3 separate regions of the Homo sapiens genome follow, and all the other regions are linked to region 3. The links are chromatin loops, found by intact Hi-C in ENCODE. Cell type or tissue: heart right ventricle. All regions are shown on one strand. Each heading gives the region's core, and the rest is flanking DNA. Links, peaks and the distances in the headings are about the cores only. Region 1 overlaps SHE (Src homology 2 domain containing E). Region 2 holds the start of LOC124904428 (a long non-coding RNA gene). Region 3 has its middle 9.0 kb from the start of KCNN3.

The links. Peaks named below come from ENCODE experiments on the same cell type or tissue, not always from the same donor. Only the 100,000 strongest peaks of a DNase experiment are listed, where the experiment ranks them.
Region 1: a loop joins it to region 3, with 6 times the contacts of the local background. A loop is called at or near these places in 63 of 110 quality-filtered maps.
Region 2: a loop joins it to region 3, with 16 times the contacts of the local background. A loop is called at or near these places in 95 of 110 quality-filtered maps.

The regions. Positions count from the first base shown.
Region 1 is chr1:154,477,914-154,482,913 of GRCh38, reverse strand. It overlaps SHE (Src homology 2 domain containing E), which reads left to right. Exons shown (of 6, transcript NM_001010846.3): 6 at 1-3,433. Among named protein-coding and RNA genes, the nearest start is that of TDRD10, 22 kb to the left of the region's middle. In heart right ventricle, for the core only: a CTCF peak has its summit at 2,909 (motif pointing left); a DNase peak (open chromatin) is centred at 2,873; H3K27ac peaks cover 3,203 bases.
Region 2 is chr1:154,666,642-154,672,373 of GRCh38, reverse strand. LOC124904428 (a long non-coding RNA gene) reads right to left here and starts at 782. Exons shown (of 2, transcript XR_007066636.1): 1 at 290-782. In heart right ventricle, for the core only: a CTCF peak has its summit at 2,506 (motif pointing left); a DNase peak (open chromatin) is centred at 2,523.
Region 3 is chr1:154,876,427-154,882,158 of GRCh38, reverse strand. No RefSeq gene overlaps it. Among named protein-coding and RNA genes, the nearest start is that of KCNN3, 9.0 kb to the right of the region's middle. RefSeq lists enhancers at 3,229-3,278, 3,078-3,662, 4,248-4,833. In heart right ventricle, for the core only: a CTCF peak has its summit at 3,479 (motif pointing right); a DNase peak (open chromatin) is centred at 3,498.

The DNA.
Region 1 (5,000 bases), core at 1-5,000, 400 kb after region 3:
TTTTTTAAAAATGCAACCCTAAGATCTGATTATATGAACTGGGTCTCTAAAGCCTACAAAGATTCTCTCGTTCTGTACCAAGCAGACTGCCTTGTACTATACAGAAGTGTTTGAAAAGACCTAGAGGTTTTCTCTTAAATACCATTACTTAAGATTCATAGTATTAGGATCTTTATGATTTATCATGAGCTTATATCACCAGTTTATTTACTGTGAAAAAAACCATGGGAATGGCATACTGTGAGAAGAGTACTATGGTGAATGGCTCCAGAATTAAAATTCAGCAGATGTGTCTGTATTCTGGGGTTGGTCATTTGGGTCTCAAAACTGCCCCATATGCAAATGTACTGACTGTCATCAATGAAAAGTTAACCTTTGTAGCTTATAAATACACACAAAATGTTGATTTGGTTAATTTTTTAGGAAAGTATACCTTTGTAGTTACTAGTTACATTTGACTGTAAGATTTAGAGGTTAGTAAATTTTTGCTTCTTTATTCAGATAAGATCTCAGCCAAAAGGTTGTGTGATCTTTGATTTTAAAAATTTAAGAGGAACTTTTCCTCACTGGAACACAATGATTTTATTAATAAAGAATGTAGGCTGGGTGCGGTGGCTCATGCACGTAATCCCAACAATTTGGGAGGCTGAGGCAGGCAGATCACGTGAGGTCAGGAGTTTGAGACCAGCCTGGCCAACATGGTGAAACCCTGTCTGTAGTAAAAATACAAAAATTAGCTGGGCACGGTGGCGGGCACCTGTAGTTCCAGCTGCTTGGGAGGCTGAGGCACGAGAATCACTTGAGCCCAGGAGGTGGAGGTTGCAGTGAGCCAAGATTATGTCACTGCACTCCATCCTGGGTGACAAGAGCGAAACTCCATCTCAAAAAAAAAAAAAAAAAAAAGCCTGGCCTGGTGGTGGATGCCTGTGGTTCCAGCTATTCGGGAGGCTGAGGTAGGTGGATCACCTCTGCTCAGGTCAAGGCTGCAGCGAGCCATGATCGCACCATTGCACTCCAGCCTGAGTGACAGAGTGAGACCCTGTCTCAACAAGCAAGCAAACAAAAAACCAAAAGGAATGTTTTTTTCAGATACTGATAGAATGTTTTCAGTGTGTATTGGTTCATTTACTATATCTTTAGTGTAAGATTTTAAAAGGTTTTTTCAGCATCCATTCAACAAATATTTATTATCTTTATACAAATTATTCATTGTGTTAAACTTATTTTTAGTTTAACATTCTAGAAATGAAACGTTTTTACTTAACCTTATTCTACAAAGGGAATACAGCAGTTATTCTAATTTTAATAAATGCTAAAAGCTTTATACAATTTTTCTTTGTGCACTAAATGATTTTTGGCCCATACCCAGCAACTGTGATGAATGTATAATGAAATAACATCTTGAAAACAGGCCAGATACATTAAGTATTTATTGAGCTTCTGTCATATGCCCAGTATTATGCTTCTTCTATACTGTTTCTCTGTGACAAGTCATACTATATTCTTTATAGAATTAAAAGTAGAGGAGAGGCAGAGTTTACATATTGTCCAGTTGCTTTACAGTTGTACAGGAGGTTATAAGAAGAAATATAGTAAATTAGTGGGAAGTCAGAGGTGGGGGCGTTAGTGAGCTATTTTCTTCTTGAGGTTGTGACACAAGCTGACAAAAGCCAGGGAGTTCACAGCTGTGTGGTGGCACAAAGTTCCATATGTTCTAAAAACAATTAGGCCCAGCAGGGTGTCCCTAATGGCTTCCTTGTTAAACCTCCATGGCCAGCTGATCTGAAGCTCTGTGACATGTTCTCTGAGCTCTGAATGCTCTGGCTTTTTGTCATTTTGTCTTGAGACAAGTATTTTCCTGTAGTCCTCATTCCTTCGAGTTATTCCATCTCCCAGGATATTCTCTGGTGAGAAGAATGTCTTTCAGTGAATTTGCCTTGAATTTAGCATCCATAGAGCTGTGTCAGTGTTCTTCTTGATCACACCTTCTTTAAAAAAAATACTTGCTTGCGATGACTGGACAAGTTCAGTTGGTTAGTTTCAGGCCTATAAGAAGAGAGAGTAAAGGACCTTGCTATTTACTTTGATACCATAGTTGTATCTCAGGATGGCCTGCAAACCACTGGCCTTGTGTGTATTTAAGCTAGGAATAAAATAATGGAGAAGTGTTAATATGTATACAAAAAGGTAAATATTGATATATCTACTCTCTGTTGGGGGCAGAAGTGTCATTTTAAGTTATTCAAAGCACTTTCTTAAGCATTTTAGAAAGCCTTTATTCTTTGCTGTTGGAAGTCTCCGTACTTTGCAGAATTGGTATTTGTGTACTAGCCTCTGCCGCAGGATGGGGAGGTGGGCAGGTAGCTGATAGGGGCAGCCAGGAGTTTTTGAGGCAGGTGGTGGGAAATTGTCCTAATTTGTTAATTGGATTATGTAACTCTGTTACTAGTCTGTTATTGGCTGTTGTTACTGGATGCATCTTGATATTCAGAAGAATAACTGTGAGGCATTCTTCAGTTGCGGGTTAAGTGGGGTTAGTTTCTGTTCTGTCAGATGCCCTTTTTCAGTCAAAGGTTAGCCCCTTGTTTCTCCCTCCTTCCAGGGTTTAGGGAGTGCAGTGATGTCGATTTCATTTCCCTTCCCCGCACCCCTTGACACTCAGCAGGATTGCACTGAAACCCTTCACAGATCTCTCGTTCACTAGTTGTCTCCTATTTTTCCATAACTAGCACTAGTTTGGCCTTATGACCTGGTTAGAATCACTCTTCTGTATTCTCATTTCCAATTTTTGTGCCCCACTAACGTGGACTAGAGAAACTTGGCCTGCTGTGCAGTGGGCCTTCTGTTCAACTTACCCTCCACCGCTGACCCTGTGTGAAGAGAGATGGTGCGTTACTGCCATCTAATGGGAAAAGAGAAAACTGCAGTTGGGAAAAGCAGCTGTGCATTTAAGGGTAGGGCTTTCTGAAGGATTTCTGATACAGTCCAGAAAAGGGAAAATGATGACACAGCAGTTGCCATCTTGAAAAATGCCCTTTCCTGCGGAAAGGGTGTTTTGAAGTCTAATACAACTATCATCACAAGGTCCCTGGACTAAGGCTGGATCGTGTAATTTAGAATCTCAAATTGTATTTTAATTAATATGCTGGCAACAGAATCATTGAAACAGGCGTCTCATTTTGTCAAGTTCTTAGCCGTTCAGTTTGTCAGGGGCTTTAATATTTTAGATATCAACTAATACATAGTTTCAACTTTTAAAAATGTTTGAAGATTGTATGTAATATAGGTGTCTATCTATAGTGCCTTAGTAATTTAAATCAGAAATATTTTATAAAACTTCTGGTTGTTTTGCAGTAGCCAATATAGGCTTCATGCCCTCCTGAAGATAGTTTCCTCTGAAATGTAACTTTAAATAAACATTATTCCAAGAAAACTACAGTGGTTTTGCTTAATTCAGTTAGCTCTGAGAATCATCTTCCTTCAGAAAAATACTTCCCATGGTAAGAGCTACAGCAGAGTTTCATTTGCAGTCACCATTAATGAAATATAGAAACACCATGATGGAACATAACCAGCAGATTCTATCTTTTATTTACTCTGTTCACATTTAGAGTCCTTCTATTATGTTTTTCTTCCCAAGTAAAATAGTAATACAGTGATGTTTTACTGCCATTTCCTGGCCCATCTCTTCCTGAGTCGAAAGTTAGTGCACTGGTTCTCATCCCTCACTAGATAGAAGATTTGGGCTCTGCTTCTGTTTTTATCAGTTTGTTATTAATACAAATGTCCCATGCCATCTGTGGGATGCCCTAAGTCTGTTGCAAAGTTCAAAAACCTATTTTAAAAAAAAATTGTACCAGGTGATTTGGATACACAGCCAATGGTGGAGAAGCCCTGTTGGAAGCTCCTATTTGGAAATGCACAAATAAATTCACGTCAGGTCCTAGAAGGGCATACTGTTGAGTCTGCTATCAAAAAGTTTTCCCCTCCAAAATTCCTAACATGGTTTCAAGTTTTTAACTTCCATTAAACATTTATGTAAGTTGCCACCAGGTGGAACAAGTGCCTATTGTTTTAACCCATCTGTGTTTAAGAGAAGAGGAAGTTTGCATTAAGAAATGCTCCCGCCACCCACCACCCGAGCAATTAGAGTAATGGTTTTCAGAATTCAGATTGAACACGTGTTTACAAGCACCCAGGGTTTGAGTGTTGAATGTTGGATTCTGACCCTGTGAAAGGCCAAGATGTAAGTAGTGAGAATAGACTCTTTTTCCGCACCAGGTGTGCTGCTGAACAAATGCTTTTCATCATACAGCATCTCATTTAATCTGCCACAACTCAGCCAGGTGGGAACCTTGTTTTTCAGATAAAAACACGGGTGCTTAGAATGATGAAATAACTTGTCTTGGGTCAGTCATAGTAAGTGGTAGAGCCCAGATTGCGGCCCAGGTCTCACTCTAGAGTGTTTTTTTTTTTTTTTTTTTTGCACTTTTTATGATTTCATTTAAAAACAAAACATAGACTGAGTTGTCTGTTCATTTTCTTCGCTGCACAGCCTGGCCTTGGGAGTGGTGACTGATGGCCCACGGGGCTGCTCGCTCCACAGTGGCCTTGTGGTTCTGGAGGAAACATTGTGAGCAATCTCAGCTCAGTATAATTTGTTGCACATCAGCAGCGCTTCATTCCGGCTCCTTGACCTTGTAGACCAGGAACTTCTGGAAGCCACTGGGCAGGGTGTGCTTCATTATCTTGCTACTCCCATAACTGACGCTGGCAATACAGCAGAGTATCATTCAGCCTCAACAAGGAAGGGAATCCTGACACAGACCATTACGCTGAGTGAAACCCGTCAGTCACAAAAAGACAAATACTGTATGATTCCACTTACATGAGGTACCCAGAGTAGTCAAATTCATAGAAAGTAGAATGGTAGTTGCCAGGGGCTGGGGAAGGAGGAAATGGGGAGTTGTTTAATGAGTGCAGAGTTTTCTTTTCTTTTC
Region 2 (5,732 bases), core at 426-5,425, 210 kb after region 3:
AACTTGTTGTTGGGACCCCGGAGCTGCATGTCTTTCCTCTCTGTCGACCCTCGGCTCAGCCCAGAAGTACAGGAAAAGTGGAAGCTGGTTCTAGGCAAACGGTCCCAACTCCGAAGAAGAGTCAGGGGTTGTTAGAGAGCCCTTTCCCAGAAAGCCTGACACCCATGTCTTTAGTCCGGCGGCCATGCTAGTCGCTTTTAACTGGCCAACAGGTGCCCGGTATTTAGCCCCCAAATTCTAAGGAAAGACAGGACAGAATAGCAAGTGAAAGGGGTCCGATGGTACTCACTGCTCAGCAATAGGCGATGGTCTCACTGCTCGGCGATTGTCTCACCACTTGGCGATAGGCGAAAGTCCCATCTGGGTTGCCAAAACGTGTCTGGAATTGGCGGGTTCTTGGTCTCACTGACTTCAGGAATGAAGCCGCGGACCCTCGTGGTGAGTGTTACAGCTCTTAAGGTGGCGCACTGGAGTTTGTTCCTTCTGATGTTTGGATGTGTTCGGAGATTTTTCCTTCTGTTGGGTTCGTGGTCTCGCTGGCTCAGGAGTGAAGCTGCAGACCTTCGCGGTGAGTGTTACAGCTCTTAAGGCAGCGCGTCTGGAGTTGTTTTTTCCTCCCAGTGGGCTCATGGTCTCGCTAGCTTCAGGAGTGTAGCTGCAGACCTTCGCGGTGAGTGTTATAGCTCATAAAAGCAATGTGGACCCAAAGAGTAAGCAGTAGCAAGATTTATTGCAAAGAACAAAGCTTCCACAGTGTAGAAGGGGACCCCAGCGGGTTACCACTGCTGGCTCCGGCAGCCTGCTTTTATTCTCTCATCTGGCCCCACCCACATCCTGCTGATTGGTAGAGCCAAGTGGTCTGTTTTGACAGGGCACTGATTGGTGCATTTACAATCCCAGAGCTAGACACAAAGTTTCTCCACCTCCCCACTAGATGGGCTAGATACAGAGTGTCCACACAAAGGTTCTCCAAGTCCCCACCAGAGTAGCTAGATACAGAGTGTGGATTGGTGCATTCACAAACCCTGAGCTAGACACAGGGTGCTGATTGGTGTGTTTACAAACCTTGAGCTAGATACAGAGTGCCGATTGCTGTATTTACAATCCCTGGGCTAGACATAAAGGTTCTCCACGTCCCCACCAGACTTAGGAGCCCAGCTGGCTTCACCCAGTGGATCCCACATCAGGGCTGCAGGTGGAGCTGCCTGCCAGTCCCATGCTGTGCGCCCACACTCCCCAGCCCTTGGGTGGTCGATGGAACTGGGCACCATGGAGCAGGGGGCGGTGCTCATCGGGGAGGCTCCGGACACACCGGGGAGGCTTGGGAGCCCATGGAGGGGGTGGGAGGCTCAGGCATGATGGGCTGCCGGTCCCGAGCCCTGCCCCGTGGGAAGGCAGCTAAGGCCCGGTGAGAAATCGAGCGCAGCGCCAGCGGGCTGGCACTGCTGGGGGACCCAGTACACCCTCCGCAGCCGCTGGCCCAGGTGCTAAGCCCCTCATTGCCCGGGGCTGGCAGGGCCGGCCGGCTGCTCCGAGTGTGGGGCCCGCCAAGCCCACGCCCACCCGGAACTCCAGATGGCCCGCAAGCGCCAGGCGCAGCCCTGGTTCCCACTCGCACCTCTCCCTCCACACCTCCCTGCAAGCTGAGGGAGCCGGCTCCGGCCTTGGCCAGCCCAGAAAGGGGCCCCCACAGTGCAGCGGTGGGCTGAAGTGCTCCTCAAGTGCTGCCAAAGTGGGAGCCCAGGCAGAGGAGGCGTCGAGAGCAAGCGAAGGCTGTGAGGACTGCCAGCACGCTGTTACCTCTCAGTGCAATCGTCTCTTACTATAGCCTCAACCTCCTAGGCTCAAGCAGTCCTCTTACCCATGCCTCTTGAGTATCTGGGACTACAGGCGTATGCCACAATGCTCGGCTAATTTCTTAAGTTTTTGTACAGACAATGGTCTCACTCTGTTGGCCAGGCTGATCTCCAACTTCTGGCGTTGAGTGATCCTCCTGCCTCGGCCTCCTGAGTATCTGGGATTATAGGTGTGAGCCACCGTGCCAAGCCAGTCTGTTTTAACCAGTCCCTGTAGGTGATTCTGATGCCCACTCAATTTGAGAACCCCTGGTTTAAAACATATAGCATACAGCAAGTGCTTAATAGTTCCTTTTTCCTCTATTATCTTTAAATAAAACTAGTAATTCTCTGCATTAAATGACTTGTACACAAAATGAGCTGCTGAGTTCAGCCTGCTTGCTCAGTTTTAGCTAACACCAACTCTGGAGCTAGATAGCCCTTTGAGGATGGATGCCTATAGTCCAAAAACATCATGTCATTCACCTCAAAGATGTCATTTTCCACGAAGCACATTGAAGAGGGGGTGGGCAAATAACACTGTCTATTAGTTTATGGAGGGTTCCTTCATAGGAAGAGACCTAAAGCACTGTTTTCATTTCAGGAAGAAACCAGGTCTTACGAACTCCCAGAGTCAAGCACCTAGTGGGGCCAGAGCTCTGAGCAAATGCTGCCATCCTGTGGGCAGAAGTGAGACACAGTGCATGGCCACCCAGTCTGTCCAATTAGCACTTACCAGGCATCTGGAGCACACCAGGCCCAAAGAGGGGTCCAGGCAGGTATAAAGGCCATACCCCGAGGTGCTCGCTACAGGATAGCGGAGATGAGCTTGCATGCAGATGAGTACGTCCCCAGTGCAGAGGCCAGAGCGGGGAGGTGCTCAATCTCAAGTGCCTGAAAGGACTTTTTTTTTTTTTTTTGTAGAAGCAGAGTCTCACTATATTGCCCAGGCTGGTCTCAAATTCCTGGGCTCAAGTGATCCTCTCACCGTGTCCTCCCAAAATGCTGGGATTACAAGTGTGAGCCACTACGCCCAGCCAAGACTATTTAAATATACAATCTTTTTCCTAAGGGCAGTGGAGCATTTGCAGAGCTATTAATACATTTTTCACAGAACAACAAATATACGGATTTTTTAAATGAGAAACTGAAAATTAAGGGTGATAAAAATGCTATTCAAAGACTCAGTTTCTAATTATAGTCTTCTAATGGAGAAAACATGGAACCAATTCATTTCTCTTGCTGTAACAGACGCTCTGTGAGAGCTCCCATTGAGAAATAGGTGCTGTCATTTATGTCTGTTCATGCTGCATGATTTAAAATTCTGGGAGGATATTTCATTTTAACACAAAATACCATCCTTTGAGCAAATGCAATTAACTTAAATTCTATATATACACCTAATTCGGCCTTTCATATAAGTAAAAAATATTTATTCACCTACCAAAACAAGAAATTGCTTAAAACAATGTTGGAGTGGCAGGGCATGGTGGCTCACACCTATAATCCCCGCACTCTGGGAGGTCGAGGAGGGCGGATCACCTGAGGTCAGGAGTTCCAGACCAGCCTGGCCAACATGGTGAAACCCCATCTCTATTAAAAGTACAAAAATTAGCTGGGCATGGTGGCGAGCATCTGTAATCCCAGCTACTTGGGAGGCTGAGGCAGGAGAATCGCTTGAATCCAGGAGGCAGAGGTTGCAATGAGCTGAGATCTCACCACTGCACTCCAGCCTGAGCAACAAGAGTGAGACTCAGTCTAAAAAAAAGAAAAGAAAAGAAAACAATGATGGAGCATGTCAAAATCATATGGAAGCCAGTTTGCAGGCACACTCAGTGGCCAAATCTAGAACAATTAAGTTATCAAAACAAGTAATCAAGTAGGCCAGACATGGTGGTTCGTGCCTGTAATCCCAGCACTTTAGGAGGCCAAGGTGGGCAGATTGCTTAAGCTCAGGAGTTGGAGACCAGCCTGGGCAACATGGTAAAACCCTGTCTCTACCAAAAATACAAAAAATTAGCCAGGCCTGGTGGCATGTGCCTGTAATCCCAGTTACTTGGGAGGCTGAGGTGGGAGGATCACTTGAACCTGGGAGGCAGAGATTGTGGTGTGCCGAGATGATGCCACTGCACTCCGGCCTGGGCAACAGAGCAAAATAAATAAATAAATAAAATAAAACAAAAATAAGTAATGAAGTAATAACAGATAGCAACCCATTGAATGAATAGGAAATGTGAGTCTAAAGTGATACAAATCAATTAAATAAGTAAATAGAAAGTTTGATGAAGAATAGGTTATTTACGTAGTTTTGGAATACTGCTCTGCAAAAGATTAATTACAAAGGGAGTAAGAGTAACTTTACAGTGAAAAGCCTTGGGAGACACCACCTAAATCAAGTGATCAGAGCAGACGTTATCAATAATGGAACAAATCAGAATCTTGTTCCACCTGATGGAATGTGATGGGGACACAGTACCACTTCTGTGATGCTCCTCTCAGAGATTATAAGCTGAATCTAATCATGGAGAGACAGCTGACAAACTCAAAGTGAGGGACATTTTACAAAATAGCCTGTAATCTTCAAAAGTGTCAAAGTCATGAAAGTTAAGGAAAACCTGAGGAACTGTTCCAGACTGAAAGAAAGTAAAGACACTTAGGACTAAATGCAACATGTGATTCTGCACTGGATTCTTCTACTGTAAAGACCATTATTGGAACAACTGGCAACACTTGAATAGGATCTGAGGGCTATAAGTAGTTACATATCAATATCAAGTTTCTCATGGTGATGGCTGGAGTAGGGTCACATAGGAGAGTGACCTTGTTCGTAGGAATCACACACTAAAGTATTTGGGGGTAAAGGGACATCAGGTTGAGAACTTACTCTCCAGTGATTTTGGTAGTGGAGTTCTTTTTTTTTTTGAGACAGAGTCTCATTCTGTTGCCCAGGCTGGAGTGTGCAGTGGCGTGATCTCAGCCCACTGCAATCTCCACCTCCTGGGTTCAAACAATTCTCCTGCCTCAGCCTCCCAAGTAGCTAGGATTACAGGTGCTAATTTTTGTATTTTTATTTAGTAGAGGCGGGGTTTCACCATGTTGGCCAGGCTGGTCTCGAACTCCTGACCTCAGATGATCCACCCGCCTCTGCCTCCCAAAGTGCTGGGATTACAGGCATGAGCCACCATGCCAGGCCTGTGGTGGATTTCTTCATACAATCCTTGCAACTTTTCTGTAAATTTGTGATTTTAAGATTAACAGTAAAACTATTTTTTAAAAATGAGTATCAGCTCTGGAGTCAGATTATTTGGATTGTAATCCAACCTCTTCCCCTTAGTAGTTACATGATTTTGGGTAAGTTACTTAAGTTCTCTGTGCCTTAATTTTCATATCTGTACAATGCTAGTATAATAATACCTAGCTCATAGGATTATTGTGAGGATTAAATGAGAACAATAAATATTACATATTAATATGTTAACATATAATTTACAACAATAGGAATCATTTAATTTATCATCCAAACTATATACTTTTGAGAGTATAATATGTGTCAGCTGCTCCTTCCCCAAAGAGATCATAGAAGAAACTTGTTTATCAGCAAAGCTAAATGTATTGTTTAATGGGGCAAGGAAGACTACTACCTTGACAGCCTTAGTAGTGTCTCAGGAGGAGATCATGGGTGGGATATTCACATGGGTTAGAGGGTCTGGGTTAAAGTGGGTCTTTCAAGGCAGGGGCCTGGGGCAGGGGGATGACTGCGATTGAGCAAAATTCATGATATTAATATAATAGTTTAGGATTGGTGGATACAGGGAGGCGAGGGTTTTGAAGCCAGCCTTGAGGAGTAAACAGCCCTTTGATAAGCCAGTTGAGTGACCTCCTGCTCTGAGAAGCAGG
Region 3 (5,732 bases), core at 459-5,458:
TGGAAGCTATACCACTGGGCTTGGCCTTGGAGTGGGTTCTGTCCATCCCTTAGGTTAGTTTGACTTTAATCCCTCCAAGCTCTTCAGGAGGTCAAAGACAAGAAGGCGCAGGATCCTGCAGGTGATAGTGAGCACCAGAGACACTGGGCTCCTGTCCTCAGATGGGCCCTGCCCAGGCCAGCCAGGGCGCAGCTAACTTCACGTGAGCCCAGAGCTCCTTCCTACATGCCACACATTCCTGGAAACCAGGGTGCCTCCCTCTCCCTTTCCTGAGCAATGGCTGGACTAAGGTTAATTGTATTCCTCGAATTTAAAGCTTTTAGAGTTCTGATCCAAGACCCCTTCTCGGTCCGTGAAACCCCTTCATATGAGAGGGATGAAAAGTGAGGAGAGAAGGAAATGAACCTTCATCAGGCACCTGCCTAGCACCATGCCAACCTCTTCACAACTACACTTCACAGGGAGAGCAGATCTTTTCAGCTAGAACTTGTCTAATCTGGAGTAGGAGATACTGGCTGCCTGCTTGTCTCTGGCAATCTGTTCTTCTGGACAATTTCTGCCTTGGTACCAGTACTACACAAATCAACTTCCTGCAGTCTCAGACCCAGGGTTCAGGTCTCTCAGGATTTCTTGCTATCTTGTCCTTTCTCTCTACGGCCAGAAGCTCGTTCGATCAGCTGAGATCCTTGGGTCTGAGGACACTGGATGACCCAAAACTTCTCCATTGGGCAAGGGGGAGTTGACAGCTTACTTGGCCCTAGTCAGGAGATGCAGAAGTGTGCGCCCTGCTGATCACAGTTAAAGCTCACACTGCTAGGAACTGCGGTAGTAAGATGTTAGGGGCTGCGAGGGCGGGCTCCCACCCTTTTTCCTTTTCCTTCTCTAGCCCTCCTGGTGGGCTCAGAAGCTTCTATAATGGAAGTAGCAAGAAGTAAGTAGGAAGCCACTGGCCTTTCTTACTCTCTGAGGCTCACATGTGCCAGTTCCTGGGGCTACCAGGAGGCTTAATCACTGGGTTTGCCGGAGGAGAAGATAGTGTGCTAAGAAAGGAGGATTAGCACTCGCCAGGTCTCCCAGGAGTTCCTGTGTTGGGCCACAGGGATTGCCACAGCAGCACTCTGTCATAAAATCGGCCCTGGGAACACAATTTCGGAAATAATCAGAGGAGGCGAGGTTTCTTAAATTGTAGGAAAAAGCTCCCTGGTTAGAATAATGGCTTCTATTTGGCATCCATTCTCTCTCAGATGTGCAGCCTCATCCATTCCCATTCTGAGGCGTGACTTTCAAACACCAGATGGGAAGAGAGCCAAGACGAGGGTGCTGGGCCTTGGAATCTGAAACTCAGTTATTTCATCCTGGGCAAGTCCCTAGGCCTCTCTGGGTCAGTTTTTCTTTGTAAATTGGGATGATAAAAACTGCCTCACTGAGAGAGACAGTGGTAGATTGAAGGATTTAGAGAAGCCTTCCATCCTGCCCTCCATCTCTCCCTTTCTCTTTATGTATAAATATATATATATGTGTCCACATGGATATACACATATACGTGTGTGTAGGTATCTATATGTATGTGTATGTATGTGTGTCTATATATACGTGTGTGTGTGTGTCTATATCTATCCCAAGGATCTCTGGGATGGAGGTGGGCTTCCCTAGTTCATTCACATTTCCTCCAGGGTTGATGCACGTGGCAGGGGGGATTCTCTGCTGGTGGTCAGGGTGGAGCAAATCTAACTTTGTCCTCCTCATGGCTATGCCCCAATGTCACCAGGCGTTAGGGTCTGCGTGAGACAAGCACAGCCTCCAGAAGGCAAACCCAGTGGCCACAGACATGTGGGGTGAATTGCAGGGCCTAGCGCACTTCCCTCTGTGCCCTCTCTATAAAGGTTTGTGTGGCCCTGCGGGCTCTGGAGGTGAGACCAACTTTGCTCTGCCCAGTAGCATGTGATCTTTGGTTTGGATGCTCCACATTGGACCTATGTCTGTGGCTGTGTAAAGTCTTGTGGCCTTGGTGACTTGGTCTGATGTGTAGGTGGGTAGGTGGGGTGTCACATGAATAGAGGTGACAATGCTCTGATTTCAAGGTGGGGAGCCCAACAGTGAAGGAAAAGTTCTGGTCTAATGGTGGGGACAGAACAGCAGTGACAGTGTCCTGATCCCCTGGAGAGGCTGCTCATGGAGGTGGTATGCCCTGGTCTCATGGCAGAGACCCTGGTAAGGAGCATGCTCTGTTTTCATGGTGGGGAGACTAGCAGTGGTGATAATGATCTGGTTTCCCAGTCGGGACAAACAAGGGGGCCTGTGTGGCAGTGGGGAGCCAGGGTGCTTCTGCCTCAAGGCAGCAGAGTGGCCAGGAATCCAGCTCAGAAAAGTCCTGGACCTGTGGTTCTCAAATTAGAGCAAAATGGCTGTCAAGGTCTTTCCTGCAGTCACTGCCCATGTACACAGCTGTGGCGCCTCTCCTCTCCCTCCTTTTCCACTCAGCATCCCACCTGAGAGACGCTGGCCACAGTGATTAGGTGTCCGATTTGATGGGGGGCCTGTTAAGACGCTATTGCTTTTCTAATTCTGGCTAAATCGACATTGGTTTTGTCAATCTACCTACATAGGTCAAGCTTGTTGCTTCCAATTTCAGGTGATTTCCATCTTGTCACTCTCTCTTTCCCTTCTCAGCCCATCTAATCCTTGGGTTCTCCAGCTGCCCAGTACTTCCTGTGCGGCAGCATCACTGCCTCTGAGGCTCGGCAATTAGAGACTTGGACTCCAGCAGGGAGGGCATCTTCGGATTATTACTGCGGAGGGAGAGCCCGACTGCGGTGTCCATAGCAACCCTCCGGCTGCCACCTTTCCCAGGAGCGAAGGGAGGCAAAACAAGGGCGGGAGGCAGGAGAGGGGCCTGGCCTTCTGCAGGATTCCTGTCAGAGGGCTGGGCACCCAGGTTGCAGCTCCTGACTGTGCCTGGTGGCTGTGCTGAGGGGAGAGGGGGCTTCTTCCCTCGTTTCACAGCAGCAACCGGGAGTGGAGCTGTGTTGGTGGATGCCCCATAGCAACCGAGAGATGATGGACCAGTTGAAGGGGACCATCGCGGAGGCCGGGCTCGAGTCCCGGCTTTGTGCCTGACTCACGAATGAGTACAGGCAAGTCCCCTCCCATCTCCGGAGGTCTTCTCTTGCTAATAGGGTGGTGGGCCTGGAGGCGCCTCTGGCATCCTGTCCAGCCCTCTCATTCAAAGGCTTTATGGTGCCCTCACCCGGGACAGACAACAGATGGTTTCTTCTTCCCCAATGGTGAAAAAACCCAAGGAAGCCTGGGAAATAAGAGCGACTTTTGCAAAATATTCACAGAAGTTGATTCTGGCACCAGATCCAGTCCCTGGGCCTCCATGGAAGGAAGCAGAAAGCTGAGGCCGGGGTTCAGATGCTGTCTGGGGGCTCCCTCGCATCTCCCAAGGTGCCTGGAGTGCGAAGCTATGTGCATACGCCACCAGCAGAGGCCGCCACACTCCTCACAAACCCGCCACAGGTTGCTCTGCCCCCATCCCCATGGGTGAGCACTGACCAGCTCGGACCGCAATCTCAGAGCCAGGGCGGGGCGGGGATCTGCTACTGGCCACCTGGGGTCCAGGGAGGGGCTGGCTCAGGGGGCTGTGGCCTCAACTGCCAGCCGGCCCTGCTCGTCCCTCACTGCCCTCCCTGTGGGAGAGACATCCATCCAGGCCCACGAGACACTGGCCGCCTTCTTCCCTGCTAGGAATCCATGGCTGCTCCGGTCTGGGCCCTCCCTTGGGCTGCTGCTCAGGTGCCTGTTCTGCATTTGGGAAACTGTTAGAGTTTTTTTTTTTTTAAATTATTATTATACTTTAAGTTTTAGGGTACATGTGTACAACGTGCAGGTTTGTTACATATGTATACATGTGCCATGTTGGTGTGCTGCACCCATTAATTCGTCATTTAGCATTAGGTATATCTCCTAATGGTATCTCTCCCCTCTCCCCGGAAACTGTTAGAGTTTTTATTTTCTGTGAGTCGTTTGAGACTGGGGCCAGGAAGCTGATTTATTCAGCAAATCTGAATTGAGAACATGCTCTATGACAGGCCCTGTTTTGGGCACTGGGGTTATAGCAGTGAATAAAATAGACGCAAATCCCACCCTGTGGAGCCAAGTCTCCAGTGGGGGTGGGTGTCATCACCTACACCACAGTGTGGGGCTGGGCAGGACACACGCACCCAGGATGGCAAGTGATGGCTCTCTCTACCGAGTCGGCCCCATGCAGACAGTGGACCTACCCAGACTCTGGGGCCGAGGCTTCCATGCTGAGCCCTTGTCAGTCAGGGGTCTGCACAGACCCCTCTCTTGTACTGGCCAGTGCACGTCGGCAGCACTTCACCGTGTGCAAAGTATGCACCTCCACTGGCTCCCTGTGAGCCCGGCAGGCATCTTGGTGACAGAATGTTGGCAACCTGTGCCCATTTCCCATGCCTTCTTTCCAGACACGGTATCAGCACCTTCCATTCGACCTTTGACTCCCTCAAGTAAATAAACGTTCCCATCCGGACTGACTCATCTGGTTAGAACAACAAGTTCCTACACCAAAGCCTCAGAGAAGGGGTCAGGAGACACATTTTAAAATGTATCTCAGTTTTCACAAGACAACTGTGCAGGAGGTGTGAACGATCCCAGTTTCACAGGCTCAGAGGGGCGCACCTTGCTCGTCATGGTCCCTGGCAGGAAAATGGCAACTCGGAATCAGATGGACCGATTCCCAGCCCAAGACTGCTCTGGTGCCTGGCCTGGCCTGGCCACTCCACTGTCTTCTCTCCATGTTAGGGCCATCCTGGCCTCTGCAGAGTTTTAGAAGCAGAATCACCAACCTTTGTCCAGACAGATCTCCATGGAGCTGCTCTTTTGAAACCTTTTCCCACTCCTGTTGTTAGAGGGGGTTTCATGGAGGACCTGGGTGGGAGTGGTGGGCAGGAGGGATACTTTCTCTGGAAAGCAATGAAGTTCAGTAGCAGAGGCTGAGTGGAGAGGTTGTGACCTCTCAGAGCGCATAGACCTGTGTGGCTCATGGCTTGGACTCTCCCCTCCCACTGTGAACAAGAGCAGGCCAGTTAACCTTCTCTGAAATTTGACTCAGTTTCTTCATCTATAGAATGGGCATACTAACTTTACTCCCTGGCGTGTTGGAACCATGAATGCCCACAGTTGGCCCTCAGTAAATGCTCCAAGTGTAGGGAGTCAGGCCGTATGTCCCCTTTACCTTGACACTCAGATGATGCAAAAGAGCTCCAGTTTTTCTTTAGCAAAGCAGAGTATGGGGAGGAGCCTGTGTGAAGCTGAAGACTCCTTGGCACCCATAGGTGGCTGAGAGTTGTTGGTGCGTGGCCAGGGGACAGGTGACATGCTGTAGTCCTACCTTGCTCCTCAGATCATGGCTTGCAGGGGCAGGGGTTAGGTGGGCATTCATTATAAGAGGCTTCACCCAGGGTCTAGACATCCAGGGACTCTCAGGAAAGAAGTGTGGACAGAAGGCCTACACTTACCAGTTGGCATTCCTGGTGGCCAGCCGGGCAAGTAAGGGGCAAGTAATGTGTCCTGGGTCAAAGTGCCCAAACTCTCAGTCAGGCTAAACTCACTCACCCTCTTACCTGCTTATGTATTCAACACACAATTTGGGTGCAGCGTGAAGTGCAGTGTTTTGTGTGTGTGTGTGTTTTCCAATTTATACCATAAGC